Regions from separate parts of the Mus musculus genome. Here region 2 is linked to region 1. A link is a loop called in an ENCODE intact Hi-C map of the cell type or tissue named here. Cell type or tissue: left cerebral cortex. All regions are shown on one strand. Each heading gives the region's core, and the rest is flanking DNA. Links, peaks and the distances in the headings are about the cores only. Region 1 holds the start of Fscn1 (fascin actin-bundling protein 1). Region 2 holds the start of Zfp316 (zinc finger protein 316).

Region 1 (15,181 bases), core at 3,926-11,925:
AGTCCTGGACAGGCTCTGGCTGTGTAGGCTGGTCTCCTCCTTTCTATCCCCCTGCCTCAGCCTCCTGAGTGCTGAGGTGAAGGTGTGTGCTACCTACCTAGCTGGATTCTCCTGGTGACACGGCCTCATGGCTCTAATTGGAACCCCTGGGAAGGTTTGGAGCCTACTTTGGTGGGGGCAGGGGGCGGGCGGGGGTGGAGTGAGGAGGGGGGGTGGGGCTCATTTTAAGACCCAGGCAGAGGGTCACACTTTGTCCATTCAATTCTGCTATCTGGAAAGTCAGCTGTGGTGGCTCCCGAGTGCTGTCATCCCAGCACTGGGGAGGTTGAAGCAGGAAGGAGAATCACAGGTTCAAGGCCAGCTTGGTTTACTTGAGACTCTGTCTCAAAAAGACCAAACCAGGACTGGGAGGATGGCCAGTAAAATGCTTTTCCAGCTATCGAGGGAACCTGAGTTTCATCCTGGAACTCATACAAAAAGCTGGCTGTGGTCAGGTGGCGCATGCCTTTAATCCCATCACTCAGGAGACAGAGGCAGGCAGATTCTTGAGTTCGAGGCCAGCCTGGTCTACAGACTGAGTTCCAGGATAGCCAGGTCTACACAGAGAAACCCTATCTTGGAAAACAAAACAAACAAAAAAAACTAGGTGTGGCTAGCCTGTAACCCCAGTGCTGGGTAAACAGGGGCAGGTGAATACATCTCCGGGATTCGCCAGCCTGTCCTATCTATGAGCTCTAGGTCTGGGGAGACAGCCTGTCAAATCAATGCAAGCAGGTGACAACCGAGGAAAGACACCCAAGGTTGATGCACGGGCAAGTGTGCACACACACACACCACAGCAAACAAAAACTAACAAAACCCAAACCATATTTTGCTGTGGTGGTGGTTGTTAAATTTTATTTATTCTGTGTGTATGGGTATTTCACCTGCATGAATATCTACCTGTGTAGCATATACATGCCGGGTACTTTCGGAGGTCAGAAGAGGACATCAAATCCCGTAGAACTGGAGTTACAGAAAATGAACTTGTGGCTTCTGGGAATCTAACTTGGATCCTCTAAAGGACAGGCAGGACTCTGAATTCTTGAGCCACAGATACAGCTTTCCAAACCCATGTTTTGTAAGAGCCACCAGGCCTGAAAACTCTGGGCCATGTCCCGTTTGTTGTGTCTAGGCCTCAGTTTCCTGGAAGGCAGAGAATGCGTAGGTCCGTTGTTAGTGGAGACAGCAGTGGTGGTAACAGCCTGGTCTACCCTCTTGGTCAGAGGGAGGCAGGCGGAGAGTAACTCAGGGCCTGGGGGCAACACCCAGCTGGGCCTGGGGCTAGTGGGGGCTCAGCCAGGCAGGACGTGGGTCCTCCTACTTCCTAAGCTCTGATGGGCAAGTGGTGCCAGTGGTACCAGGCTGCCCTGAGGGGCCCTTAGAGCAGGTGACCACAGAGCCACAAAGAGGCTATTCATGGCCTCCGGTTCACGAGGCTGCCCCTTTATTGAGGGCTTGAACCACAGAAAGCTGTGTGGTCTGCAGGGAAGCTAGTTCTGAGCTGTCTGGCCAGCTACAGTAGTGTGTGTGTGTGTGTGTGTGTGTATACACATGGTACTTTTTTCTATCTATCTATCTATCTATCTATCTATCTATCTATCTATCTATCTATCTTTGTGTCTATGTATCTAATAATAAATTGATCTATTTAACTATGTAGATATCAATCCATTGATCTATGTATCTATCAACTGATGTGTATGTATGTATGGATGTACCTACATGCGTACTTGAGGCAGGACTTAAAGTAGCCCAGGCTAGCCTTACCACATTTCATAGCAGAGGATGGTCTTGAACTTCAGGTCCTCCTGTCTCTACCTCGTGAGTGCTGGGATTACAGGTTTGTGCCACCACGCCTGGCTTAGGAGGTTCTGTGGTTAGAATCCAGGATTTCACTATCAACTGGGCCACATCGTCAGCCATATTCAATATGCTTTCTTTTACATTCTTACTTATTTACTACAAATGGGTCCCAGGAACCAAGGTCGGCAAGCCTGATGGTGAGTGCTCTTCCCTGCTGGCTGACTTATTTGCTCTTTTTTTTTTTTTTTTTTTTTTCTAGACAGGGTTTCTCTGTGTAGCCCTGGCTGTCCTGGAACTCACTTTGTAGACCAGGCTGGCCTCGAACTCAGAAATCTGCCTGCCTCTGTCCCCAACCCCACCCCCAGTACTGGGATTAAAGGCATGTGCCACACGCCCAGCTCTTATTTGCTCCTTTGAATTAAGGTCTCATGTACACAAGGCTGACCGTTCATGCACAATACAGCTAAGGCTTGCTTTGAATTTCTCAGTTTCTTTCTTCTACCCAACAGTTTCTGAGATTTCAGGTCCGTCCTATGTCATGCCCAGGTTTTTTGTTTGTTTGTTTGTTTGTTTTTTGGTTTTGTTTTGCTGTTTTTCAACACAGAGTTTCTCTGTGGAACCCTGGCTATCCTGGAACTCTGTATACCAGGCTGTCCTTGAACTCAGAGACCCTCTGCCTCCCTAGTGCTGGGTTAAAGGTCCCTGCCATCACCGTGAAACTTAAGCCCAGCTTCTCATTTGGTGGCTGGAAATTTGCCTGCTTCTGCCTCTCTCCAGCTGCCTAGCACTGATGTCTGGTTGAGAGCAGGGGAAACTGAGGTGCCGCTAGGACAAGATCTCATGCAACCGTGAACAGCCCTACTGAGCCATCCTCCTGGGACAGCCTCTCAGGCCAGGCCTTCTGTGTCTTCTGCTATAGTAGCAGTACAAAGTTGACACAACCTTGCTCTTCCCAGCAGCTGGGAGTTCCTGAGAAGTGTAAATGAGGTTTCCAGGAAAGCCAAGAGGTGAGAGACTGAAAAGTTGGAGGGATAAGGGGGTGCCCATCAAGCTGCAGTGGAGACTTGTTATCTGTTGCGCATCCCTGACATCTCAGCAGGAGGATCAGGAGTTCAAGGGCATCCTCAGCAACATAGTAAGTCTATGGAGCTAGCCTGGGCTACACAGATGCCATTACAAAAAAAAAAAAAAAAGTAAAAAAAAAATCTTGGGATATGGGGGATGGGTGGGTGAACTGTGTAGCCCAGGGAGTCACTACTGGTTCCTTTGGAAGTCCCTGTTCTGCATGGAGATCATGGAGATTCTGGGGACACTCCAGGAGTCCTCCTTCAGGGAACTAAGTTGGGGAGCAGGGCAGCCTATCCTGTGGCCTTATTTCCTGTCTGGTGCAAGCGCCAGGCAAGGCATCCAGCCAGGAGCGACTCAGGCCTGACCTCCGCTAACTGTTCTGTTTTGTGCTGCACCCTCATCTCAGCAGGGATCAGGTGGCACTTGGGTCCCCAGGGGATCCAGGGACACAGTGTCCATGTCCCCATCTTTCCCCACAGGGACCTGGGGCAGGGCCGAAGAGGAGACCTCGTGATGTGTACAGGTGTAGCTCATCCCTCCGAGGACTCAGGGGACACTTGGGGAAGGTGTGACACAGAGCAGGCTGGAGCTCTGTGCGGCTCTTTATTAAGTGTGCCTACAACAGGGGCAGAGACACAGCAGCGACAATGATAACAGCCCACTCCCAACCGAAGCTCAATGGTTACCAGACTCAGCCAACTGCAGAATTCCAGTCCATAACGGCACCTCCTTTCCTTTCTCAGGAGCTTACCAGAGAGGTCTCACCCCAAGCCTTCACCCCATCTAGAGCAAATGCTTATATCCCCCATGTTTGCTCAGAGCAGAGCATGGAGGGACCTTCCTGTCACCAGAGGCAGAGGCATTCTGTATACGTGCATACACGCCTCTGTGTGTGTGTGTGTGTGTGTGTGTGTGTATTTGGTACAGATCTAAGCATAGAAAATTGAAAAGCATTGAGGTTGGTGATTGAAAGGCTCACTGATGGGCAAGTCGGGTTCGAGTGCGCTAACTGTATGACTCTATGGATCCGAATATCATGCTGTTTTGGAAAGGAATGAGGGAGCTACTGTTTCTAAGGAAGAGAAGAATGGGCACCAAGACATAGGGAGGGAAGGTGGGACAGTAAGCACTTACAGCCGAAGCCCAAGACCTGGAACCCAAGGGGAAAAACAGGTGTGGCCAGGCTTGGTGGCACGCGCCTTTAGTCTCTGAGTTCAAGTCCAGCCAGGATTACATAGCAAAACTTTCCCTCAAGAAAAAAAGGTAGGGGCTGGAGAGATGGCTCAGTGGTTAAGAGCACTGACTGCTCTTCCGAAGGTCCCGAGTTCAAATCCCAGCAACCACATGGTGGCTCACAACCATCTATAATGAGATCTGACGCTCTCTTCTGGAGTGTCTGGAGACAGCTACAGTGTACTTACATATAGTAAATAAATAAATCTTAAAAAAAAAAAAAAGAAAAAAGGTAGAGGAGGAAGAGGAGGAGGAGAAGGCAAGACAAAACAACTAACTACATAGCTGGGGGAGGTGGTGCTTGCCTATAATCCCAGCACTTGGAAGGCTGAAAGAGGAAATCAGGAGTTCCTATGCAGCTTTGGCTTATGTGAGCCTTTCTCATAAAACCAAGAGCAAAACAGCAAAACATGAGGTGGTAACTCAGCTGGAGAGTGCTTGTCTAGATTCCCTCAGTGAGGGGCTGGGGTGTGACTCAGTGCCTAGAATCCCCCAGTGAGGGGCTGGGGGCGTGGCTCAGTGGTAGAGCCCCTGCCTAGAATCCCCCAGGGAGGGGCTGGGACGTGGCTCAGTGGTAGAGCCCCTGCCTAGAATCCCCCATTGACGGGCTGGGGTGTGGCTCAGTAACAGACTGCTCACCTAAGATGTTCAAGGCCATGACTTTCATTGAAAACATCACAAAACAAACAAAACCATCAGTGAGGTTGAATGTGTATCCATGTTTGCTTGTCTCCATTTAAAGAACACCTGGAAGATCTCTAGCTGCTGGTGGAGGCGGGAGGGTGAAGGCTGCTTCATCCTTTGTATTTGAACTGTGTGGCTGTGGGTGTATTATCTGTTCCCAAGGACTGCACATGAAATGAGAACAATGAAGGCTTCGGTTCTGCTGAGATGAACCTCAATTCTCCACAGATGATCTCACCCAGAGCCAGATGGAAGTCCCCCAACATTTAAGCCTCTGTTCTGAGTGCTGGACCCAAACTCATCTTAAGGGAAAACCCAAAGAGCCTTTCTGTGGTTTCCTTCCACAACTGTCTTTCAATGTGTGTATGTGTGCACGTGTGTTTGCTTGTGTGTGTGTGTGTGTACTATGTGCATGTGTGTGAGCATGTGTGTATATGTATGTGCATGAGTGTGTGTGTGTGTGTGTATACATGTGAGCATGTATGTATAGGCCAGAGGTTAGTGATGGGTAACTTTCTCCAGAGCTCTCCACCTTAGTTTTATTGTCTGTGTGTGAGCGGCTGTGGGCACTGTACACCACAGCACATGTGTGGAGGTCAGAGAACAACTTGTGGCTGTCACTTCTCTCCCTCTGTGTGGGTCTAAGACCTGGATCCAGCGCTTTCGCTTGCTTGAGACATCTCGTTGACTAGCTCCTCCGTTGTTAACACAGGGTCTCACTATGTAGGTCCAGTTATCTTGGAATTTGCTCTGTAGACCAGGCCGGCATCAAACTCAGAGATAGACCTGCCTTTGCCTTCAGAGTACTGGGATTAAAGGTGTGCACCACTACCACCCAGTTTAAAATTCTAAAAAGATTTGTGGGTGCAGGGATTTGAGGAGGCCAGGAGAGACTGTTGGATCTCTGGGAACTGGAGTTAGAGGTGGTTGTGAGCCCCCACGGGTGCTGAGAACTGAACTAGGGTGCTTGAGAGGAGCTCGCTCACTGCTGAGCCCCACCTTAGATTTGAGTCCCTCGTACTGAAGCTGAGTTCAGTGATTTGACTGAGCCGACCGCTCAGGGTGGGCTTTTCGATGTGCACCACAGGCCTGGCTTTATAGGTGAGGTCATGCTTGCACAACTGGCCTTTCTTTTGCATTTACGTGTGTGTGTGTGTGTGTGTGTACATGAAGTGAGAGGGGGCAGTATGGGAAGGGTCAGTGGACAACTTAAGGGAGTTGGTTTTGCCTTCCATCATGATGGTCTAGAGACTAAATTCAGCCCCTCAGCCCGGGAGCGTGCCTTTACCCTCCGAGCTCCCAGCTTTGGGTTTTTGAGGCAAGGTTTCATATAGCTTAGGCTGGCCTGGCATTCAAGGTCATCTCAGAGGCCTAGGATGACCTTGTGTTGTCGGTTCTCCGGCCTTTACCTCTGGTGTGCTGGCGTTTGCCTTACCACACCCAGGCATCCCCCATAGCTTAAGCCTAAAGCTCTCGGATGGCCAGCACGCCCATGCCCTGACGTGAAGTTCAGTGACTAATCAATACAGAGCGTTCACGGAGCCCTGACACATAGCAGCATTGACTTAACCTTAACAGCCTGGTGTGTAATGAGGCCAACTTGTCCGATTCTGCCCACGATGCGATGCTCTGGGTTAAACAGGTTTGAACAGAGTACCGGATGGCAGAGAGGGCACCCTCAGTATCGGGTTTTGGCTGTTACTGCTTCCAGTCTTCTGACCTGCTCCCTCAAGGCTGGTCTTAAACTCAAAGCAATCCTCCTGTCCCTGCTTCTCAAGTTCTGGAATTACAAGTGTGACTCACTGTACCCAGGAATATGTGTCTTTATTACAGAGGAAGGAGAGCTCAGAGAGTGAGAGTAACCTGTGCAAAGTCCCACAGCAGGAGAGGATGGCTGGCTATCGGCCGCGAACTTGGTGACCTTTCCTGTGACCTCTAAGGGAGGAACTAGATGTCCCAGCAAGGATTCTAGGGACTTGTCAGGACTGACCTTTGATGATGGGAAAGCCATGCCATCTCCCCTTCCCCTTTGATGGTCGCTGGAGGGGTTTGCCTGGGACAGAGATGCGTTTGGACACAGATCACCGTGAAGACTGGTCAGTTTCAGTACCCTGCCCAGCCTGTGGCTGGGAAGGGCCAGGGGCCCAGATCTTGTGGGCAGCCTGGGGTAGGGCCAGCATTCCAGGGGCCTGCCTGGCATGTGGGGAATGTCCCAGGAGAAGTCTCAGTCCTCCAGAAACTCAAAGGGAAGTGTTCTTACGTGGGGTGGTGTGTGGTGGGAGGTGGGAGGTGGTGTTTGTGGGAATGTCCCTCTGGTCTGGAACCCTGAGGGGCTGCAGTTAGGAGGTACATTGGGGCTGTGCCATTCTAGGGAGCTGACCTGCTTTTCTGATGTCTTCATAAACAGAGACCACTATTCCTGCCTTACCTACCCTGCTTCCTGGTAGACCAGCACCCCGGGGCTTGAGCATCACCACAGTAGGGACTTTTGTGGGCCACTGACTTGGGCCACAGTTACCACAATTTATTTAGAGTCAGCAAGGTGGCTGTACTCTATGCTGACCCGGGAATAGAAATCTCGGTTTCTGCTCAGGAGGCCCAGGCTACAAGGCCTTGAAAAACCCTGAGGCGGGCGGGGCAGGTAGGGCTCTGCATGCGCCTCTCTAGAAATTAACCTCCTTTCTACCCCAGACCCTTCTGGCGTCTCTGGCTTCTTCAAGGACCGGCTCTAAGGCTACTTCCTGGTACACCCTGGACCCTCCCTCCATCCTGAAGGGATCATTATCTTAAACCTGGTCCTTCCCATCGACTGGGTTTGGGGGTAGGGGTGTTTCAGGATGGCCTCAGAGAGCAGGAGAAAGTTGGAGATCAGCCAACTACTGCAGAGCACGACTGTGGAGGAACAGTTAAATGGACTAGCAAACACGAACGGGCCAGAGGCAGAAGGACTGCTATGAGTTCGAGTCCAGCCTGAGCCACACAGATACTTCAAGCCTAGTCTGAGTTACAGAGTGAAACCCGGTCTTAAACCCCAGAAAAACACTCCGGGGAAGCGCAGGGGACCGGGCGCGCGCTGCAGAGCCCCCTCCCCGGCAGGCCCGGGTAGGGGCGTGGCCACGGTGACGTCATCCTCCTATAAAACCCTGGGCGCCGCCGGGCTGGCTTTGTGGAGAACTGCAGCGGGCTAAGCCGTGTTGAACAAAGGAGGTCGGGCACAGCTATCCAAGCTCCCGGGGCCACCGGGCCGCCCTCCGCCACCATGACCGCCAACGGCACGGCAGAGGCTGTGCAGATTCAGTTCGGGCTCATCAGCTGCGGCAACAAGTACCTGACAGCCGAGGCGTTCGGGTTCAAGGTGAACGCATCCGCTAGTAGCTTGAAAAAGAAGCAGATCTGGACGCTGGAGCAACCTCCCGATGAGGCGGGCAGCGCGGCCGTGTGTCTGCGCAGCCACCTGGGTCGCTACCTGGCCGCCGACAAGGACGGCAACGTGACCTGCGAGCGCGAGGTGCCCGACGGCGACTGCCGCTTTCTCGTCGTGGCGCACGACGACGGCCGCTGGTCGCTGCAGTCCGAGGCTCACCGGCGCTACTTTGGCGGCACCGAGGACCGCCTGTCCTGCTTCGCGCAGAGCGTGTCGCCGGCCGAGAAGTGGAGCGTGCACATCGCCATGCACCCGCAGGTTAACATCTACAGCGTTACCCGCAAGCGCTACGCGCATCTGAGCGCGCGGCCGGCCGACGAGATCGCGGTAGACCGCGACGTGCCTTGGGGCGTCGACTCGCTCATCACCTTGGCCTTCCAGGACCAACGCTACAGTGTGCAGACGTCCGACCACCGCTTCCTGCGCCACGACGGGCGCCTTGTGGCACGGCCGGAGCCCGCCACGGGCTTCACGCTGGAGTTCCGCTCCGGCAAGGTGGCCTTTCGCGACTGCGAAGGTCGCTACCTGGCTCCGTCCGGGCCCAGCGGCACCCTCAAGGCTGGCAAGGCCACCAAGGTGGGCAAAGATGAGCTCTTCGCCCTGGAACAGAGCTGCGCTCAGGTGGTGCTGCAGGCGGCCAACGAGAGGAACGTGTCCACGCGCCAGGGTGAGTTGGGGACATGTCCCCTCCCTTGGGTCCTGACCCAGTGCACAAAAGCATCTCTGCACTCCTTCTATTTCCCTATTTCCTCCTGGGCTCCCTTTAGGCTCACAGGCCTCTGGGCTCCGCCATGAGGAGGTGGGCTTCTATTTTGAAAGATCTGATCTCACCAGATAGCCTTGGCTATCCTGGAACTCGCTATGTAGACTGGGCTGGCCCCGAACTCGCAGAAATCTTCCTTCCTGTCTCTTGTGCTGGGAATAAAGGCATGTACCACCCCTCTGTTCAGGACGTAGGCTTCTTCTGCTGGGAGAAGGTGACGTGGGGAAGTGGGTAAGGCCTAACACATTCTAAAGCAATACTGTCCACCACCACCCCCCCCCCCCCCGGCTGGGGGCGTGGGACTCCATAGACCTAGCTTAGATCTTCTCCGTTTCCTCTTCCTTCCCAGTCTGAGCCATCCCCATTCATGAGCCGATTCTTTAGGATAGGCTGTCCCAGGTCTTGGAGAGGAAGGGTTCCCCCTACACCCCCCCTTGTTCATTTCCTCGTGCGTCCTCTCCCGTTTCGCGGGCCTTTGGCTGGAGGGCCAGGGGACAGTCACCCCTGCCCTCCCCGCCTTAAATGGCGAGATAGAGGAGGTTGGAGGGGCTTTTGATCCCGGCGGGGTGTGCTGGGCGGGGTCGGCCCTGCGACTCTTGGTGGTGGTGGGGTTGTCCGTAGGGGCTTCCCCTCCCCCACTCCATCTCCCCTCGCTAAGGCCTGGCGCTCCGGGCCGCGGCCTTTGTGAGCAGGGGGGCGGGTCGCCACGGCTGGGCCCTCCCTCGTCCCCTTTGTCCTGCTAAGGCTCTGCAGATGGGAAAACCAGATGCGGCGGAGCTGGGGGAGGGGATCGGCTTAGGCGGGTCCCTCTGCGGAAGAGCCACCCCCAACCCTCCAGGCGTTGTCCCTGGTCCAGGGTTCATTGAGAAGGCGCGGAGTGAAGCCGCCTGGCTCTTCCTTCGCACCCCGGCTGGCAGGCGGCGTGGCGCGGGTGGCTGCGCGCCAGGCGCCCTCCCTGCCCTCCTATGCACGCCTTGCGGTCCGGCACTCGGCGGAGTGTCCCTCCAAAAGCCTCTACTCTCGAGTGAACCGGTCCCCAAGGCCTCTCTGGCTGGGAACAACCGTTTGCAGCTCTATTTGTCCCCATCCAGGGCCTCCAGCAGGCTGGCAGGCCATTTCCGACCGGCATGGGCATGGTACAAGTAGGCGCCTCCTTTCTGGCGTACCCCCGACTCTTCAAAGGGTCTTTGCTGCCTGCTGGTAGGGGCTTGTGAGATCTCGCTTCCTTGGTTGGGAAACTGAACCCCAGGCTTTGGAGATAGCTGGATGGGAGCCAGTCTGTGGGGAGGAAGACCCCCCTCCCCCAATGCAGAGGGCAAAGCCTTGGGTGGGGCCTGCTTGAGTTTGGCTGAATAACGCTCAGAAAAGTGCGACCATTTGCTTACTGTTACACAGTAAGTCAGCACCATGCTGAACTGGGTGTACTTGATGCCAGAATGTTCTCTCATTATACACACACACACACACACACACACACACACACACACACACCAATGAACCATGGCCTCTCTTGTTTCACAGTGCTGGGCGAGGGGGTCAGAGTTCCCACCTGTTTAGCAAACATTGAGATACGAGCTGCGGTAAACGTCTCTTGGGAATGTGACTGGTATGTAAAGCAGAAGATTGGGGGTACAGGATCGGGGTAGTAGATTATAAAGATCTGGGGTCCCTTCTGAGGACCCAGGAGCTGCCCCAGGAGAGTGAATAGAAATGAGCATGCACCAAGTTTATGGACTGGTTTTGCAGGCAGGGGCCTCAGCAAAGGCCCGGAGGCAGGGAGTTGCAAATAGAGAAGCCCTGCATAGCTAGGAGGAAGGCTGGGATTGGAGGGAATCCTGCAGATGACGAGTACTCCAGAGCCTAGAGAGACCAGCTCTCTGCTTACAGAGCTGTGGCCGAGGCTTGTGCCCTGGGGAAGGTTAGGCAAGGCACAGGTGACTTGGGCCCTTGGGGCCTGAAAGGAGCTAGAGGGTGTGTTTTGCGAGCCTGGACAGGTACCCTTTTCTGAGGGTGCCATGATTGTGCATGATTCACACTGATGCGGCAGGAGGGGGCGGGAATTGAAGGGGTGAGAATCTGATGGGAACTTGGGGTCACACACAGTCAGACCTCTTCTGCCCTCCTATGTCTGGGTCCAAGTCTCATTCCCAAGTCAGCCAACTCCTCCCCCGGCTTTTTGAGGGTGAGCTGTTGGGTGGGTGTGCCGGGGAGGCCATTTTGGGCAGGCTTGCGTGGCAGGGAGGCGGGGCTGGGCTTCGGGGAAACACGTGTTGAACTGCTAGCCAGGAGTAGGGAGAGGGAAGGCTCAATCTGGTCTGGGGTTGTGAATCTTCCATGCAGATTTGCTGCTTCCGGCTTCCTGGCCTCAGTTTCCCCATCTGAAAGCACAGAGGTACATTGAGCCAGGATCTTCCTGGGAGGTGGAGATCCTATGAGAGTAGGATGGGGGGTAGTGGGTAGGGTCTTTTCCTCCTTGCTTCTCATGACCCTCCCAAGCCCCTGCTGGCTCAAGGAGACCCCGTGCTATGTCTCCCCACACTGCCCACCCTGGCTTACTTGTTGGGTTCTAATGCTTTCAAAGAATTTTGTCCCCATCATTTCTAGGGCGGCTGGCTAAGAATGAGTGACAGGTGAGGCTGGGCTTTGTAGGGTATCCTTTTGACGGCTTCCCTCTTGGGTCGAGGAATGGCTTAGTTTTGAGCACTGTACGACTTTGGGCGGTGAAGTCCTGGAGGGTTCTAAACTAAGCCGCCTTCTGGGTTGTGAGGATTGCTTATTTCGAACAACAACGCTAGGGAGTCTGGCAAACAGCTAAGCCCAGGAAGGGGGTTGCGGGTTAGAGGACCCTCTGAGTCACCGCAGAGACGCCTAGGAAGCTGGAAGACAGCCACGCCCCCTCCGTGGGCTCCTAGGAGCCAGTGACTCAGGTTTTCTGTGCTGCTGCTGCTGAAAAAAAAAAAAAATCCCACAGAAAACCTGTTACCATAGCAACGCAGCTCCAATATGATTCCAAGGCCAAGTGGGGCCTTTCCCCCTGGCTGAGCCTTAGAGGGCCCATTCTGGAAGGGGGCTAACTTCCCTTTCCGGCTGAGGTGGGAGGGCCCACCATCTCCTTGGCAACAGGCCCTCACGTCCTTTCACGGTCCCAACAGAATTGAGAGGCGATTCTTTTTGGCAAGGGAGGGAAACTGAGGCAGAGAGCGGAGAAGACATTCCCCGAAGGGTGCCTGGAGTCCACCTTTGGTGCCTTGGTGGCCTCTTTATTAAAAAGTGGTTGCACAGGCCCCTTTGTTCCAGTACCTGGAGATGAGACCCACATGGTGAGGCCCTTTTTGTTCTCTGTCTGGACGTCTCATTTTTCAGAGGTACTGGGAGGTTGAAGGTTGGTGTATGTCCACAGCACTGTGCTGTCTTGAACTCAGTGCGCATGACATCTTGGGCCAGGGCCTCTCCTTTGTGTGAGGGAAGCTAGCATGCTGGGAAACTCCGACTCCTTTAGTCCACCCACTTTAGTTGTAGTTTTTGTCTTGTAGCCCATCTGGCTTCCAACTCTCCATCCTCCTGCCTCAGTCTCCAGGGTGCGGCGATGACAGGCATAGGTCACCACAGGCTTCTGGCCTCCACTTGATGGTTGCCGGAGTGGCTGGGAGTGGCTTTTCTTTTCTTTTCTTTTCTTTTCTTTTCTTTTCTTTTCTTTTCTTTTCTTTTCTTTTCTTTTCTTTTCTTTCTTTCAGGCAGGGTTTCTCTGTGTAGTCCTGGCTGTTCTGGAACTATGTAGACCAGGCTGGCCTCAAGTGCTGGGATTAAAGGCGTGTGCCACCATCTCTTAGTGGGGTTTTTATTTGTGGGAATGTGGGGATAAAACCTGAGGCCTGGGCGGTGGTGGTGCACGCCTTTAATCCCAGCATTTGGGAGGCAGAGGCAGGCGGATTTCTGAGTTCGAAGCCAGCCAGGGCTACACAGAGAAACCCTGTCTCTAAAACCAAAAAAAAAAAACAAAAAACCCCAACAACCTGAGGCTTTGTGCAGGACACATGCTCTACCACTGAGCCACACCCCAGCCCCTCACTGGGGGATTCTAGGCAGGGGTTCTACCACTGAGCCACACCTCCAGCTCCTCACTGGGGGATTCTAGGCAGGGGCTCTACCACTGAGCCACGCCCCTAGCCCCTCACTGGGGGGTTCTAGGCAGGGGCTCTACCACTGAGCCACGCCCCTAGCCCCTCACTGGGGGGTTCTAGGCAGGGGCTCTACCACTGAGCCACGCCCCCAAAGCCAGTTTTTCTTTCTTTTTAAAAAAAAATACATTTTAAATCTAATTACCTTTATCAGTGTGTGTGTGTGTGTGTGTGTGTGTGTGTGTGTGTGTGTGTGTGAGAGAGAGAGAGAGAGAGAGAGAGAGAGAGAGAGAGAGAGGGAGAGAGGGAGAGAGAGAGAGAGAGAGAGAGAGATTGGGACTGACTGGTCCCAGTTCTGGCTTTCCCTGACTGTTCCATTCCCCGCAGTGGGCACGGTTAGATCAGGTGGGGTCACTTAGGCTCGCTAGCATTGGGTGTGGCTCTTTTCTGCCCAGTATGCTGTGCTAACTCAGCTGTCCCTGCACGTGGCAGGTCAATTACAGGTAGGCTGAGGGGACAGTGGGTGACACCCTGTATATGTGTAGCCAATTGTTCTCTTAATATTTAGCCATCCCTAGTGTGGGCCAGGGGCAGGAGAGCCATTTCTGCCTGAGAAGGTTGAACAGACTACAGCCCAGAGCTGTGGCCTTGGGGTGGCTGTCTAGCCTGGGATGGCCCTCCTACTCTCCTCTGTGCTTCAGTGGTAGATCCTGTGGAGGCACTGGGCCAGGGTCCTTGGGGACCTATCATGGAAGCCATGTCTGCTGATCCATATGTCTAGAAGGGGAGGCATCTGTCCATCCCCACTCCTGAAGTCAAGGGACCCCTTGGTCTTGCAGGGTGACCTTGGGCCAAGGCCAGCCACCTCTGAGCTCCATCTTCTGCTTTGTGAGGTAGAGGTAAGAGCCTTTGGCATTGACAACACAGATAGAGACTCGGTTGGGTCAGGGTGGCATTGGCTGGCATACTCTTGGGTGTAGTGTCAACTAAGGATGAGTTCCTAGGGGCAAGGCTGAAGGTGGCATCTACCATCCCATACCACGTTCTGCTGCCTAAGGACGCCTGAAGACAACTGTGAGACTGGCAGTGTACACTGCTTCCAAGCTGAGGACATTGTTAGAATCCCAGATCCTTGAAACAATGAGTTTATCTTGTTAGGACCCAAGATCCCACTCCTAGGTGGAGTCAAAGCCTTGGGAGCGGCACCTTATTGGGGCTCAGTGAGGTCATGTGACATGGAAACCATGTAGTGTTACTATGTAGCAAGAAGTTAGAAAGCCATGCAACAAACCTGTAATTCCAACTCCTGAGGCAGAGGCAGGTGGATCTCTGATTTCAAAGGTAGCTCCAGATACACTGTGAGACCTTCTCAAAACAAGACAAGCAGACTGGAGAGATAGCTCAGAGGTTAAGAGCACTGGCTACTCTTCTAGAGGTCCTGAGTTCAATTCCCAGCAACCAGTTGGTGGTCACAACCATCTGTAATGGGATTCAATACCCTCTTCTGGGGTGTCTGAGGAGAATGACAGTGTAGTCACATACGTAAAATAAATAAATCTTTAAAAAAAGAAAAGAAAAATGAAAAGGGAGGGGGGTGATGGAGACATGGCTCAGACAGTTTTTTGTTTGTTTTGGCTTTTTGGTGTCTTTTCTTCTTTCTTTCTTTCTTTCTTTCTTTCTTTCTTTCTTTCTTTCTCTCTCTCTCTCTCTCTCTCTCTCTCTCTCTCTCTCTCTTTCTCTATCTTTTCTCTTCTTGTCTTGTCTTGTATCTGTGTAGCAGCCCTGGCTACCCTGGAACTCACCTATAGGTCAGGCTAGCCTTGAACTCAGAGATCAGCCTGCCTTTGCCTTCCAATGCTGGGTTAAAGGTGTGCTCCAGCACTGTCCACTCTGGACCACTTGTTCTTGTATTCACCTAGTTCTCACAGGGTGGCTCATGACAGTTCCAGGCGACCTGACCTCTTAGGGCACCAGGCACATGTGCGCATATTCATACACACAGGCAAGACGTTCACACACGATACATACAATACAAGACGTATCTTT
Region 2 (15,181 bases), core at 2,512-10,511, 300 kb after region 1:
CATGGGTAGGGCCTCTCGCCGGTGTGCGTGCGCTGATGGGTCACCAAGTAGGAGCGCCGCCCGAAGCCCGCGCCGCAGAAGACGCAGCGGTAGGGCCGCTCGCCCGTGTGGATGCGCCGGTGCGTGACCAGGTGCGACTTGTAGACGAAGCGCTTGCCGCAGTCCGGGCACGGGAAGGGCTTCTCGCCGGTATGGGTGCGCTGGTGGATGGCCAGGTGCGAGCGGTACACAAAGCCCTTGCCGCACTCGTCGCAGCCGAAGGGCTTGACCGCTGCGTGGTAGCGCTGGTGCTTGGCCAGGCGGGAACGGTGCGGAAACACTTTGCCGCACACATCGCAAGTGGTCTCCGGACATCCGATGGGGACAGCCACTGCGGGAAATGCCCAGGGCACCAGAAAGTTCTCCCCAGGCTCCCGGCCAGACAGGAAATGTTTTGCTTCAACCTCCTCCGCCAGGATACCGAGACTGCCTGGGTTGGGTCCCCAACCCTCTGGAGTCTGCACCGAATCCGAGTCGTCGGGGCCCCAAGTCCCAGGCACATCCCCCACTCCATAGGCAGCAGACCATAGCCCCGGGGGCTCATTCTCCTCCTCAGCCACCTCAGCAAGGAAGTCCTCGTCATCTTCCTCCTCGTGGTCCTCTATGTCATCGTTCCAGAACCAGGCTCCTGAGGGTGAAAAGAGAAAAGGGTGATGGCAGGGAAACAGGCCTACATGGCAGCCAGATCCTGAAATCGTTAGAACAGACTCAGGTGTGGTGCATGCCACAGCCAACACTGGGCAGCTCCACAGCAGGAAAGCTGCTGGCCTCCCACCAGTTAGGAACTTCATGGAGGCCAGGAAAGACCAGGAAAGGTTCCTTTAGGCCTTTCAGTCTGTGGAGGATAGGAGACTGCACAGTAGGTAGTTTATCAGCAGGTTCCTGTGTGCAGGAAAAGCACTGGAGGGGAAACCTGCAGCCCTCAGACATGGCACACAGCCTGGAGGACGCCCTCTGTAAAGCCCACCTTCAGCATTTCTCCTCTACTTGTCTTTACCAGTGGCTAGCAAGTTAGCTCCCTTCTACAGCAGAAACACAAATGGCTAGCCAGGGAGAACCATGTGGGCGCTCACCTTAAAGAGTCCCCAGGAGGTGTGCATGTGGGTTCATGAGTTCCTCCCTGTTACAGGTCACCCCTAGGCTTCATTTTCCTGAACTCTCCATTTGTGAAACTCAGGGGCAGCTTCGAGGGTGCGTGTATTGTGATTCCCACTGAGATGCACAGCCTAACGCACCCTACTGCCCTTCCTGAGAACTGTGGGCTCTAGAATCAGGTCTGTAGGGTCACCTCGATCATGAAATGAACCTGTTGACAACGCACTCAGGAGACACAGCACTTTGAGGTGTTCAGAGCACCTCTCTCGTGTGAGAGAGAGAGAGAGAGAGAGAGAGAGAGAGAGAAAGCACACACACACCCCGTTCATCATATCCACCTCAGATGTCAGCAACTGAAAGGGTGGAGCTCTTGCAGGTAGGGCAGAAAAAGCCAACTACCCACTTAATTCTGAGGGCAAAGGTCTGGCCCATTTAGACTGCCACTGGCCTGGGTGAGCTGGGACCACAGAAGCCAGAGACTGGGCCAAGAAGTCTCAAAACCAGGGCTGGCTTCTAATGTCAAGTACCCCATCATTAGCCCTGGTTGTGCATTCTAGCTGTCATTCCCAGTACCACACACATGAAGCCACTGAGAGCTGCGAGGACTTAAGCACGCTGTCCATATGGCAAGGAAATGGGTTCTGCAACAACACTGTTATGGTAACACACACTTTAGACTTTAATTGAAATATCTGTAAAACCGAGTTTACCTCCAGCTGCCAATATGGCCACCAGAGTAATGAAAAGTGTCCGGCCCTGTGTCCATGACTGGCAGGGAGAGCCCCTGTTGCTGGCTGGATGTCCTTCTCTGTTCAGCCACAACGTCCCAAACCTGGGAAGGCAGGAGCAGTCATGGGGCAGGGAGAAGCTGGCCACAGGACAGCCAAGCTCAGCTGGCAGTCGGATCAGAAGGCCTTCCCTAGGCTGTGGTGAGAGGCTTTAGTTTTTAACAGAGCCAAGTAGGGCAGGGAAGCCAATGCAGAGGAACAGATACAATCCCTGGATTTCTGAGCCAGTCTGCAATGCTCCAGGAACCTCGTTCTGGCAAGAGCTGAGAGGGTGGGCAGGGACTTCTCCAGAGTCTGGGAATGGTGAGCCCCTGCACCCTGCTCCACTACACACAGCTCTGTAGGGTGGACAGTCCTGAGAGAGGCCTGCAGTGACCACCGCAGAGCAAGCATGAGGCCTACACTGCGCTCAGTGATGTGTAGAGGCCACCCCTTAGCCCTGGAGAAGTCAGAGTTGGCTCTACCCCAAGCTGATACCTCAGGAAGCTACTGGGCTTCTGGGACAGGGGAACCCCAAGAGAGACCAGCTTTGATCCCCCATTTCCTGCTTCAGAGTGTGCTCAGAGCCATCTCCAGTAACAGCCACTCCAGGAGCAGACATCACACAGAGCCGGTCTCTGTAAGCCTCAGGTGAGGATACACATGCCTGCTATGAGACTAGTTGGAAGGCAGTGGGGAGGGCAGCAGGGTGACCTTGAGGGCCAAACCCAGATCCACAGAGTAGTAAAGTGGGGGTGGGGCTGCCTCCACCTAACATTTGCTCCAAGGATCTGACCGTAGGTGAAGGGTGATGAAGCAGGCCTTCAGGAAGACACAGGGGCTCACAGCCCACTGTCTAGCCAAATTACACAGCATGGCCACAAGGTAAGGGAAAAGAGGAGCCAGTGGAGGGGAACACAAGCCCAGGGCCAAGGTAGTGAGTTGAGGCCCTCAGGACTGAGGGCTCTTACCAGTCTCCCCCATCTCTGCAAATATCACTGGGTCACAGCCTCTTTGTTATAGTGGCTGGCGGTATGAGCCTTACAGGTTTGGGGATTTACAAGCCCCAAACTGCTTTATTCCACTGAACTGCACCCCAGGGGCCGTCCCATGGCACATGCCTCCAGTCTCCTGCATTTTCGGAGGACTGCATGGGCCAGGCTGGGCCCTTTACCCCAGGGACCCTGAGCGACCAGTCCCTTCCAAAGCTATAGGGTGTGGTACTGGTGGTCTTGGAGGCAGCCTGATATCAGTTGTAGAGAACCATTGATGCTGACAAGGTATTGCAGGCACAGAGGTCCCCAGTCAAGTTGCCATTTTCCTTCCATTAACAATGTTATCCTGATGTCCCCAAATAAGATCTGTACCTGCCTCATGCCACCTGCCCCCAACTCCAGTTGGAGATGAGCTCAGAGAAAGTTCCTTCCCTTATTGGGGACAGTCCCCAAGGGAGGAGGCATACCCAAATGGTGTGGAAGTCTATAGAAACTGGCAGCCTCACTGCGGGCTCCCTGGGAGGCATCTGAACTACAGCCTGGGAAGGCAGCCGGCTCCTCTAACTGACATCTGCCCTTCAAGCCAAGCTGTGGACAAGCTAATGGGTCTGGAGCAGGCAGCCCTTCTCTGGGGATGGGCACTGGGTTGCCCTCCCACTGCTGGTGAGCAGCCTCTAAAAGATCAGCCATTCTTTGGACCTAGGCCCTAGTGTTAACTGGAGCTGGGTCTGCTCCTGGATAACTTTTGTCCCAAGGATTTGGGCAGAATAAGCATTCCCTCATCCCATCAGAGCATCCGTCCAGCACCTGGACACCTGTCCGCCCCTTTGTTCTAGGTGCTAAGCCAGCCTCTCTGCCAGAAGTCCCCTCGGCTCTTCCCTCCCTCTGCACCCAGCCTAGGGGCCTGGGTGACAACAGGATTCCAGACCCTTGGGCCCCCAGCTAGGACTAGAGGACTCTACTCTCCAGGTTCCCTCCAGGGCACGGCTAGGTGAAACCCCACCAAGAGACCCTCTGCAGCAGCAGTTCTCAACCTCCCTAATGTCAGGACCCTTTACTACAGCTGCTCATGTTGTGGAGACCCCCATTGATAAAATTATTTCATTGTGACTTCATGAGGAGTTTTGCTGTGGTCATGAATCATAGTGTGAATACCTGATGCACAGGATATCTGATATTCGACCCTGAAGAGGTCTCCACCCACAGGATGAGAACCGTTGCTCTCCAGTCACCCTATCTGTGGCCAGACTCCGCCTGCCATGGTGTTCATGCACTGCCCCTGGCCAAGAGACCTCTCCTCTGTGGCTCTCCCGAACCTGTGCTCATTTCTGCTTAGCTGAACTGAGCACTATTAACAGAGTTGCTGGGTCTGCCCAGATGGATACCAGCTGTCCCCAGGCTGACAGTGTGGGTCACATGAGGGGCTCCAGACATGCCCCACGCCCCACCACAGCTGTGGCTTGCTTGCTAGTTCTGGATTCTCAATGCTTTTTTGTTTATTTGTTTGTTTGTTTTTCAAAACAGGGTTTCTCTGTGTAGCCCTGGCTGTCCTGGAACTCACTCTGTAGACCAGGCTGGCTTCAAACTCAGAAATCTACCTGCCCCTGCCCCTGCCCCTGCCCCTGAGTGCTGGGATTAAAGGCCTGCGCCACCACCACCCGGCTTCTCGATGCTTCTGTAGTAACTGTGTCTTACTGTTTAAACTGGTCCAGCCTTAAGTGTTGTATTTCCTGTCTATACTTCACTTCCTGAAATGGGCTGGGAAGATGGGAAGTCCTGGCACTCCACACAAGTACAAACCCCCGAGTTCAGTTCCCAGCACGCTTGTGATCTTGAATAGGGGAGGCCATGGAACATGGATAGAATCCTCCTGCTCAGTGGCCAGCCAGCCTAGTCATGAAGCCCCAGATCCCATCAAGAACCGGTCTCAACAAGGCAGACAGCCCCGGTGTTGACTTCTGGCCTCCACGCACACCTGCACACATGCACATTCAAGAAAGGAAAGTGGGCAGAAGCCTCAACAGAGGGAATGGGGGTTGCCCTTACAGGGCCAGTTCTGCTCCAGCCAACACAGCCTCTGGAGTGCCAGGGAAGGAAGCAGCAAGGATCTGTCTCAGGGCATAAGGCCAGGCAGACACAGAGAACCAGGGCAGCAGCACTCAGGACCTGCCTTCTCCAGTCAGACTGGAGGCAGGAAATGGTTGAGCCTAGAGCAGGGGGTCTCTCCAGGACCATGTGGGGTGCGTATACAGACCAAGGGCCCTGGGATGGACCATGTGGGGTGTGCGTACTGACCAAGGGCCCTGGGATGGACCATGTGGGGTGGGCATACGGACCAAGGGCCCTGGGAGGGAAGCTGGGTGAGGAGGATGAGCTTGTGTGGATGATGTAGGAGTGAAGGGTTGAAGGTGGTGACCAGGGATGCTGGGATGCCTAGAGACCAGGCTGAAGGGCAGTGGGACTCTGAGTATCACATACAAAGTGGCAACACCTGAGAGAAGGAACATGGCCAGGTGCCCACGCGTCATGTACAGCTGAACTCACAAGGGACAGAGGAAAGAAAATTAGAGTCTTGTCTCGCAAGACTAATTTAGAAGTCCCAGATAGCCAGCCTAGGGACAGACTCGGCCAGTCTCAGTTCCCAGCTGGCACTGCTGGGCAGAGACAATAAAGAGAGAAAAAGAGAGGCAGACAAGGAGCCACTCACTGTCCTCAGAGGGAAGAAGACCTGAGAAGACCTGAGGCTTCACTAAGCCAGAGCTCCTCCCTGGTCCTGCCATCACGCCTGGATCCCTTCTGGGCAGTCATGTGACACATCAGACATGCCTGGGGGCTGAGGGATGGCTCTATGAGTAAAGTGTTCACCATGCAAGCATGAGGACCAGAGTTCAAATCCCTAGTGCCAATGACAAGCCAGGCACAGTGACTGAGTCTAATCGCTAATCCTGTGGAGAGACAGGAGAATCCCAGAGAGCCCATCCGCCAGCTAGCAGGTCCTGTGAGTGGTGAATCGGACAGAAACCCTGTTGCCAATGAGGTGGAAGCTGAGGACTGGTGCCCAAGGTTGTCCTCTGACCCCAATTAGGATTTCTTTTTTCTAGAGACATGGTGTCACTTTGTAGCCCTGGCTGGCATCAAACCCAAGCATATTCATCTGCCTTTGCCTTTGAGTGCTGGGCTTAAAGGCACGCACACACACACCAAGTGCTGGGCTTAAAGGCACCCACACACCAAGCTTGAGATAAAAAGGCTTTACAACAGTGGTTTTCAACCTGTGAGTCATGACCCTTGAGGGTCAAACAGCTGTCTCACAGGGGTTGCTTATGACCACTGGAAAACACAGATTCATAACAGTAGCAGAATTATAGTTATGAAGTAGCAACGGAAATAATTTTATGATTGTGGTCACCACAACATGAGGGTTGCAGCATTGGGAAAGTTGGGAACCACTATTTAAAAGATGTTCATTGCTGGGTGGTGGTGGCACACGCCTTTAATCCCAGCACTTGGGAGGCAGAGGCAGGTGGATTTCTGAGTTCGAGGCCAGCCTGGTCTACAAAGTGAGTTCCAGGACAGCTAGGGTGACACAGAGAAACCCTGTCTGGAAAAACCAAAAAAAAAAAAAAAAAAAAATGTTCATGGATCCTTTGCCAACTGATAACTCTGCAGACAGGGCTGTGCTGAAAGACATCTCAGGCCACCAGCCCCAACACCATGGCTTGCCATGGATAGCAGAGGTGCTGACCCAGTTAACCAGAACCTCCAATTAAAGAGTTAAAGAGCGTCCAATTCCCATTCAGGTGCATAACTATGTGGCACCTGTGACCTGGTGTCACCTGCATTGAAAAGGGCCAGACTCTTCCCCTGGACCCCTCAAGGGAATGGCACGCAAGGGCACCCCTCCAACCGACACTCAAGAGGCTGATCAGTGTTGTCCCGCTCTCTCTAAGTGGTTTTTCTAGACGTATCCATGAATAGAATGTACCTCCCACTTGGATCCTCAAGAACACTACCTATTTTGGGGCTTCATCTGGAAGAAGGCTGGATTCCTCGCTGCCTCTCAGCTGGTGTGAGAACTCACAGGCATGTTACCAGAGTGAGGTTTCCCGTCTTCTTGTTTTAATATACATCTATGATAACTCCACCCTCAGCTGATGACACCCTAGTCCCCAGAGAGACACCTTTCAGACAAGGGTCTCTATTACTCCAACGTCCTCATGAGGCTCGCAGAACCCATGGCATATTCCATGTGACTAGGAGCCAGCATGCTCGGGTTGGAATCTACAGGTTTAGTTCAGACTATTCTCCGTATGAACAATGTACAGCTTAGGGAGTTGAACAGGCAGAGCCTGAGCCAGGGCAGGGCAGGGGTGGGGGTGGCAGGAGGCAGGGCACTAGTATGGCGGCACACACTGGAGGGACAGAGACAGGCAGATCCCTGGAGTTCATGGGCCAGCCAGCCTCGTCAGTTGGTGAGCCTTCAATAGGAGTGGGGCTCGGTCTCAGAAAACCCATGCTGGATGGTTTCAGAGGAAGTGGAGAGATTGAGGGGTACCTTATGCAGAAATGGCCAAATAGGTGGGCAAGCCAGAAAACCGGGTAGTCCAAGTGTGGAAAACACTCTGACAGTTTGGTAGGTTTCTGTGCCAGTTTGTCAACGCCACTCATTTATAAAGGAAGAAGAAGCAAAACACAAACCAACCAACCAACCCTCTCAGACCCCTAAGGTTCTCTAAGGACATACACTAGCCCTTAGACCTCTGTGAAGCTGGGCCATGAGGACTTGGGAGCTGACAGCAGGGACTAGCACACAGCAGCCTCCCTGCCTCCTCAAGGCCACTCCACACGCCAACACATCAGCATAACTGCATCAGGGAGGCAGAGAGACCCACGAACAGGTCTGCCGAGCACTCTCCTTGGTAAAGGCTAACTTGGGTGGGCACAGCTCTGAGCAATGATGCTAGCAGAACCCCCCCCCAAGGTGTGTGTCTCACTCACCCGTGTAGACACCAGTGACGACATCTCCCTCCTCGGGATGGGGGCCATCTTCAACCCAAGGTTCTTCTCCTTGTTCGAGGTGGAAGATCAGATCTGGCTTAGGGATTGGGTATCCTGCCCAGGAGGACAGACGGCAGCTGCAGGGGTGGCTGTCCCCAATGGGGTCCAAGCCATCCCTGTCCACACTCAAATCCTCTGCTCTCTGCCCTTCCCGCCACCTATGCTTAGAGATCCTACCGTCCACCCCTGCAAGCCTTGCTTCCATACCCAGCTCTCCTTCCACACCCACCCCATACACCTTCGCCATCAGGATACCCACACTTTCCGCTCCTACCCAGAGGCTTCCAGGGCTGTACAGTTGGGAGGCCGGTGGACCAACAGCTTCACAGCATGGCTCTGCCTACTTCAGAACCCCTGCACCCAGAGGCCAAAATGGGCTGACTTCCCCAAAACCCTGAGCCCTCTGAGCCCTCACAGCAGACTACCTTGGGGGCCTTCCTTACCCAAGGAGACCAGGATCCCATAGTTCTCCTGCATTACTTCCCGGTACAGATCCCGCTGGTCCACACCCAGCCTCTCCCACTCCTCCAAAGAGAAGTACACGGCCACATCTTCAAAAGTCACCAGGCCCTAAGGAACACAGAGCCCCAGGAGAGAGGCTGAAGGGATGCCCTGCCTCCAACACCCATTTGAAATTAGGTCGGAAAACACGGTGGGGATGTAGCCCAGTAAGTACCCCATCACTGATGGAACTACACATGCCCAGATGGTACTGCAGTCTCTCAGACCTCTCCTATCCAGAGATGAAGACCTCAGATGCAGAGAGGGCAGAGGCCCTCAGTACCCTTATGCCCCTTCTCTGTCACGCCAACTGCTCCCAGCAAACACCTTGGCTAGGGTTAGGATGAATAGGTGTACCAACCAAACTGAGTGTGGGTGCTGACGTCTGACCTAACAGCAGGAAAACAGACCCCAGGAAGGGGACAGTCATTCTAGAAGACCCTAGACCTGAGTGGGAGTGAGGGTGGGGCAGCCATGACTTCCACAGTTGAGTGGGCGATAGCTAGAGTGCTCGAGACAACATGATGGCCTGGGAAGGGACAGGGACCAGGGGGGGACCACCCTGGGCCTGGAACCTGAAGCCTTGTCCTCACTGATGAAGCACCACCCATAGAGGGCTCGAGACCTCAGGTGCAAGGTCACTGAAGACAGAAAGGCTGACCAGTGCCCTGAGCTGCATATGCAGAAAGCAGCTCACCTGGGTCAGGAAATGCTCCTCATCTTCCTCTTCCTCTTCTTCCTCCACATCTTCATCCTGAGTAGTGGGAGATACCCGGGAGGTCTGTAGGGCTAAAAGGAAGACGGCTTAGAGCCAGTGGTACCTGGCTGGCAAGAAGGTTGGGGCTCCTGGATCCTCCCACACTTCAGATCTGGGTCCAATCCCACCTTCATGGCCCCAGCCTCTCAGCCTCCACAGCAGCGGCAGGGTCCCGTTCTTACCTTTTCCTTGAAGAACTGGTGCCTTGGCATGACCACCATTGCTATGCCGCTCCTGGGTCCCTAAGCTCAGAGTCTGCTCCTCTGCCAGGACCTCCTCCACGTCATCATCACCACCACCACCATCATCATCATCATCACCTCCACCATTGTCTGCTGAGTTGGCTTCCACCTCTACTTCTGCCACCTCCTGCACCGGTGTGGCCACTTCTTCTACTACTACCTCTTCCTCCTCTTCTTCATCCTCCTCCTCCTGCTGCTCCTCCTCCTCCTCCTCCTCGGGGTCAGCATCACATTCTGACCCATCTTCTGCTGGCTCCAGCTGGGTAGCTGGGGAGTCTGGAGCACTCTGAAGGGCAGCCATCATCCCTGGGAGAGAGCCTCCGTATGGCCTGAAACACAGAGGCACTTTGTATGGGAGGCCACAAGAGCTGAGCGGGGACTGAGCTCTGTCTGCCTTCTCAGGCTGTGCAACTGGCATGCCCAGAAACACCACCTAAGGCGCTCCCTCCTTCCCACCAGCCTCTGGGACATGACTTCTGTTCTCTCATCAGCAGCCATGTGTCTAGCGGGAGCTCCAACCTGTTCCTGGGTGAGTCACCCAGGACCAGGAGCATGGAATGCAGCCAACAGAGCCCCAGGGATCCATGTTTCCTGAAGGGTGAGTGTAATCTACAAAGGGCAGCCTGTCCCACACAGAAAGCAAAGAGGCTTACCCAGCCCTTGGTGCACATGGACCAGGCCGGGCCGGAGGACCGTCGACTACAAGGACTTATGCGGCTCGCGGGGTGTGGGAAGGCTCTTGTTTTCGTCTCTTTGAGGGAACAAGCTCTCAGAACCCCTTCTGTAAGACAAGGGCGAGACAGGGAGGGCCATGAGCATGCATTACTCCTTCCCAGTCAGAAAGATGGAGTCTGGCTCATCACCAGACCAGCAATGGTGACACGTGATATGACACTCCTTCCCGCTGGAGGATCAGAGAATAAACATGGATGAATGTCAACACCTCAGGAGCCTACAGGGTCCTGCTTCCCCACTGATACCACAGACTCAGTCTAGCTGCACCTGGCCTGGAGCCTAAAGCCACCGGCTTAATGAGATAGGAGCGGAGGTCCTACAGCCACTAAAGTGTTCCTTGTCTACAAAAAACAAAACAAAACAAAACAACAAACAAACAAACAAACAAAAAAACAACCAACAGCCCAGTGGCACTCCAGGGTGAGGCAGCTGTATTTGTTTTTTTATGTTTTTGTGGTTGGTGTTTAATTTGTGGAGTAGTGATGCATGCCATGCCAAACGTGGAGATTGAACTACAACTCCCAGGAATCAGTTCTCCCCTACCACACAGGTCTCAGGGGTCAGACTCAGGTCATGAAGCTTGACAGCAGGTGCCATTAGCTGTTGAGCCATTTCACCAGCCCCTGGGGTTTTCATGAATTCATTCCTATGTCTCTTTTCACCACCCTGCCACCCAGTACCTATCCTGTAAGTATCTCAGATCTCAATAGGACTATTTTGCAAAGCAAGGCAGGCCACCCATGCATGCTGAGTTCCAAAAAGATCCTGAAATGCCAGGCCACAGCAGACACTGGAGCCACCCCCAGCAGACAGCATTGCCTCAGGATGCTTAAAAGCAGACTGTGGCAGGTAAAGATGCCCAGGGCCATGAGAACAGTCTGACCACTGGGCTTCGTATTCCCATGGGCACACGTGAGCAATCTGCTTAGGCTGGGCTCACCTCTAACCCATCCCTTCTGTTCAGACATCTTTAAAACCTATGCTCTAGGGGCTGGAGAGATGGATCAGCAGTTTGGAGCACTGGCTGCTCTTCTAGAGGACCTTAGTTCAATTCCCAGAACCCGCATGGTGGCTCACAACCGTCTCTAACTCCAGTGTCCGGGATTCCATCCCCTTTCCTCTTCTCTGAGGGCACCAGACATACAGACATATGTGGAGGCAAGACACTTGCACATACACTGTTTTTAATTAAGATCTAGACTTTGGTACTGGGGAGGTGGCTCAGTCAGTCACATGCTTGCTTCCCATGTGTGACAACCTGAGTTCATTCTTTAGAATGTAAAAGCTAGGCCTGAGGTACATGCCAGTAATCCCAGTACCGTGAAGACAGAGACAGGAGGTTCCATGGGATTTGCCAGCCAGCCGAGGTGGCCAACTCAGTGATAGACGCTGTCTCAAAAAACCTAAGGTGGACAGCAATTGAAGACATCTACCATTGACTTCAGGCCTCCACACACATTATTCAAACTCTCTCTCTCTCTCTCTCTCTCTCTCTCTCTCTCACACACACACACACACTCACACACACACAGAGAGAGAGAGAAAGAGAGAGAGAGAGAGAGAGAGAGAGAGAGAGAGAGAGAGAGAGAGAGAGATAGCAATCAAAACAAAACGAAATGAACTCCACCCCATATCTCAGTAGCTAGGACTCTCTGATCATTCCTACCGGCACCAACCACCACACCCCTGCCCCCAAACCCACAGGCTAGGACTCTTGACATCCGAAAGTCCCCTTTGTCTTGTTCCCTGAGCACTATAGATTTAAAAGCACCTGTCTCAAAGATTGAGGCTACAAAACTAGGCCTAAGAGAAGCGCCCACGCCTTCCAGGGCTCTTTGGTACTGGAAGACTCCTGAAGGGTAAGAACACAAGCCTGCCTTATGCCGTCCTGGCCAGTACCCAGGGGCACTGAGAACACAGAGAACACTATGGGAGCGATTTCCCAACCACCACCTACCTCAGACCTAGAGAAGGACTTACTCAGGCCTAAGGCTATAGAGTCATGCTGAGCCCAGACACCCACAGAACTAATGCCTGTCTGGTCACCACCTTGGCCAGCGACTTCAGACATCCTGAAGCTTAGACTGCTGTATGCAAGGGCCCAAGGAAAGATGAAAGCTGGATCTAGGGAGGTAACTCAAGTGTTTGCCACACTAGCATGGAGACCTGAATTCAATCCTCCAGATGGAGGGAGGGGGACGGGGGCGGGGGGCGATGCAGAACATGGTGCTATCTACCTGTAAACCAAGCCCTGGGCAGTGCTGGCCAGGCAATCCGAATTGGTAAGCTCAGGGTTCAAAGAGACACTGCCTCAAATAATAGGATGAAGAGTGACCAACAGCTATGCTGACCTGTTATCTACATGCACACTGTATGTACCTGCATGCACACATGCACACACAAAACTGTGTACATATGTTGCACACAAAGAGGAGGAAGAGGAGGCAATCGCCTTGGCTACATCTCTTCCAAGGCCGCATGCACATTTTCTTTACTGAAGAATATTCAACTGAGGGATGATGAAGAGTCCCAATTTTTCCCCCTAATTCCTATCCCAGACACACAGTAGCTACTCCAGTACTTATTAAAGACATGTCCAGAGATCTACAGTTAATGACATGGATACTGGAATTTTAAAAAAATATTTGTGAGGGCACAACTGTCACACTCCACAATAGGCTGGCCACAGCTTGAGGAAAGGGTACACCAAACTAAAACCCACCCCAGAAGTCATGAAGAGTCTCTGTCACCAGAGAGGACAGTGGATAAAATTGAGTCTGTGCACCCGTCCTGTGATGGTTACTGTTGCACACTTGACAGGATCTGAAGTTACAAAAGAGAAGATGCCTCTGGAATGTCTGTGAGGGAGTGGCTAGATTAGGTTAACTGAGGTGGGAAGATCTACCCTAAACATGGGCAGCACCATCCCCTAGGCTGGGGCCCTGGTGTGAATGAGAAGGAGAGAGCAGGCTGAGCCCCAGCATCAGTCTCTCTGCGTGGCCTCCGTGTCTCTCCCACCGTGATGGGCTGTACCTTTCAACTGGGAGCCCAAGCAACTACTTCCTCCCTTGAGTTGCTTGTCAGGACAGAGCAAGAAGGGAAAAAGTGAAGGAAAAAAAAAAAGCCTATTAAAAGCCTCTAGCTGGGCGGTGGTGGCGCACTTGGGAGGCAGAGGCAGGAGGATTTCTGAGTTTGAGGCCAGCCTGGTCTACAGAGTGAGTTCCAGGACAGCCAGGGCTACACAGAGAAACCCTGTCTCGAAAAAAAAAAAAACAAAAAACAAAAAAAAAAAAAAAAAAACAAAAAAAGCCATGAGAAGACAGGGAGACAGGGCAGAAGCCAAGAAAAGCCTGATGCTCCAGGTGCTCTGACCCAAGATTCAGAACAGAAGCTCTGAAAACCAGTCTGACCAGGAGAAGGTCAGTTCATATTCTTGCAACTCAGGCCCTGGGGGTTCCCCTCCTCCTGGGATATTCTTAGCCCCACTCCTGCCAATCAGTCCCTAGAACGCCTTTCTGCTCCATTCTCCTTAACCTCTCATCCTGGATTCGAATGCAGTGTCAAGTTCACGGCTTCATCAGGCAAAAATCACTGTGTCACTTCAACACATCTTTCCACTCAAGTCCTGAGCCTAGGGCACAGCGCTGCAGACACTCAGAACGGGGTGCTGCACTGTCCATAGAAAGGAGTGTGCAGAGACACAATCGTAAAGGTTAAAAGTTAGGAACTCCAGAAAAGTCCCAAATCCAGGGGATCCACGTAAAGGATGTTTGCGTGGGGTCACGCTCGCGCATGCGCACTTGTGGCTAGTTACCTTCATTCCCGTTCACTAGCCCCACTGACTTAAGACCCTTTTTTGTCCAGAATGTCTTTCCCTGTTCACTACACTCCTCACCATCTGCCCAGTTTCCGGAGCCCCTATTCTCCAGGGTTGCTCCCTGGAGGTCATCCACGACCCCCCAGAGCAGGCTCCTCAACCAGGCCAGCTAGCCCCCTGGCCCAGCCAGTAGCGACAGAACCAAAACAAAATGCCAATGCCACCCACCCAGGCTGAGCAGGTGGGCTGATCCTCGCTGATACCTGCACCTCCTCCCTCCCTTCTTGTGTCCACATAATGCACCCTAGATTCTGCCAACGCGTTCCACCACCCATCTCGGGGGCAACAGATTTAGCAGAGAGAGAGAGCAGTCCAGCCAGCCTCCATTTACAGATGAAGCAGGCTAGGCCACGGCCCCTCAATGTCACAAAGCTGGCTGTAGGGCTCCAGGACAAGGTCTTTCCCTTTTCTTCCTCTCTCTGGGGGATGGGGGGAGGGTACCTAGCTTCCACTTCGCGCTAGGGCGGGAGTAATGACAGCCCTCCTTGGAAGGTGTCTCTCTAGGGGGCGGGGGCGGCTCCGGCCCAGCTCCCGCCCCTAAGCTGGAGAAGGCGGCGCTAGCACCCTGCAAAGGTGCAGTGCACGACGTCCCCGGCCCGCCCCCTCCCACGCTGGAGTCTGTACCCCTCTAGGGTGTTAAGCCATCCCTGACGTGCCGCGCAGGCCCAGGTCGGTATTGGGGGGATCTAGGGGCCTGGAAGATCTAGCTCGTGCAGCTGCAACTCCGACCCCACCAAGGACGGGCCCTGCAGTCCCGCGATCTCCCCACGGACACCGGAGGCCTCCAGCTCTCGAGCATCCATGACGGCCAGCCTTGCCGCCGCCACCGCCCCCAGCGCGCGCGTCCCGCCCGCGCGCACCTGCCGCATCCGCGCGCCCCACTCACCGCGCGCGCGCCCGGGCCCGGCCAAGCCGGAGCGAGACACGGACTCGTGGGGGGTGGGGGGCTGTGACCACCGGGGACTCCCCCCCGCACTACACAAAGTGACGGCCGCGAGCTGCGCGACGGCGGAGGAGGCGGCGGCGCGTGGGCACCGGAAGTGCCGCCCGCCGGCCCCGCCTTGTCCGCGCCCACGAGGGGGGCACTTCCGGTCATGGGGCGTCCCGGAGCTCTG

Evidence for each region. A loop is a pair of places that touch in the nucleus more often than their neighbours do. Peaks named below come from ENCODE experiments on the same cell type or tissue, not always from the same donor. Only the 100,000 strongest peaks of a DNase experiment are listed, where the experiment ranks them.
Region 2: a loop joins it to region 1, with 2.0 times the contacts of the local background. A loop is called at or near these places in 2 of 42 quality-filtered maps.

The regions. Positions count from the first base shown.
Region 1 is chr5:142,952,360-142,967,540 of GRCm38, forward strand. It overlaps Fscn1 (fascin actin-bundling protein 1), which reads left to right and starts at 7,996. Exons shown (of 5, transcript NM_007984.2): 1 at 7,996-8,921. The coding sequence starts at 8,090. In left cerebral cortex, for the core only: a CTCF peak has its summit at 8,000; DNase peaks (open chromatin) are centred at 7,984, 8,530, 8,941, 9,137 and 5 more places; H3K4me3 peaks cover 4,300 bases; H3K27ac peaks cover 4,200 bases.
Region 2 is chr5:143,254,899-143,270,079 of GRCm38, forward strand. It overlaps Zfp316 (zinc finger protein 316), which reads right to left and starts at 15,124. Exons shown (of 7, transcript NM_017467.3): 1 at 14,953-15,124; 2 at 10,108-10,235; 3 at 9,395-9,783; 4 at 9,153-9,244; 5 at 8,398-8,524; 6 at 7,895-8,008; 7 at 1-667. The coding sequence starts at 9,758. In left cerebral cortex, for the core only: no CTCF peak of the experiment used is centred there; DNase peaks (open chromatin) are centred at 5,556, 6,075, 6,930 and 9,993; H3K27ac peaks cover 2,831 bases.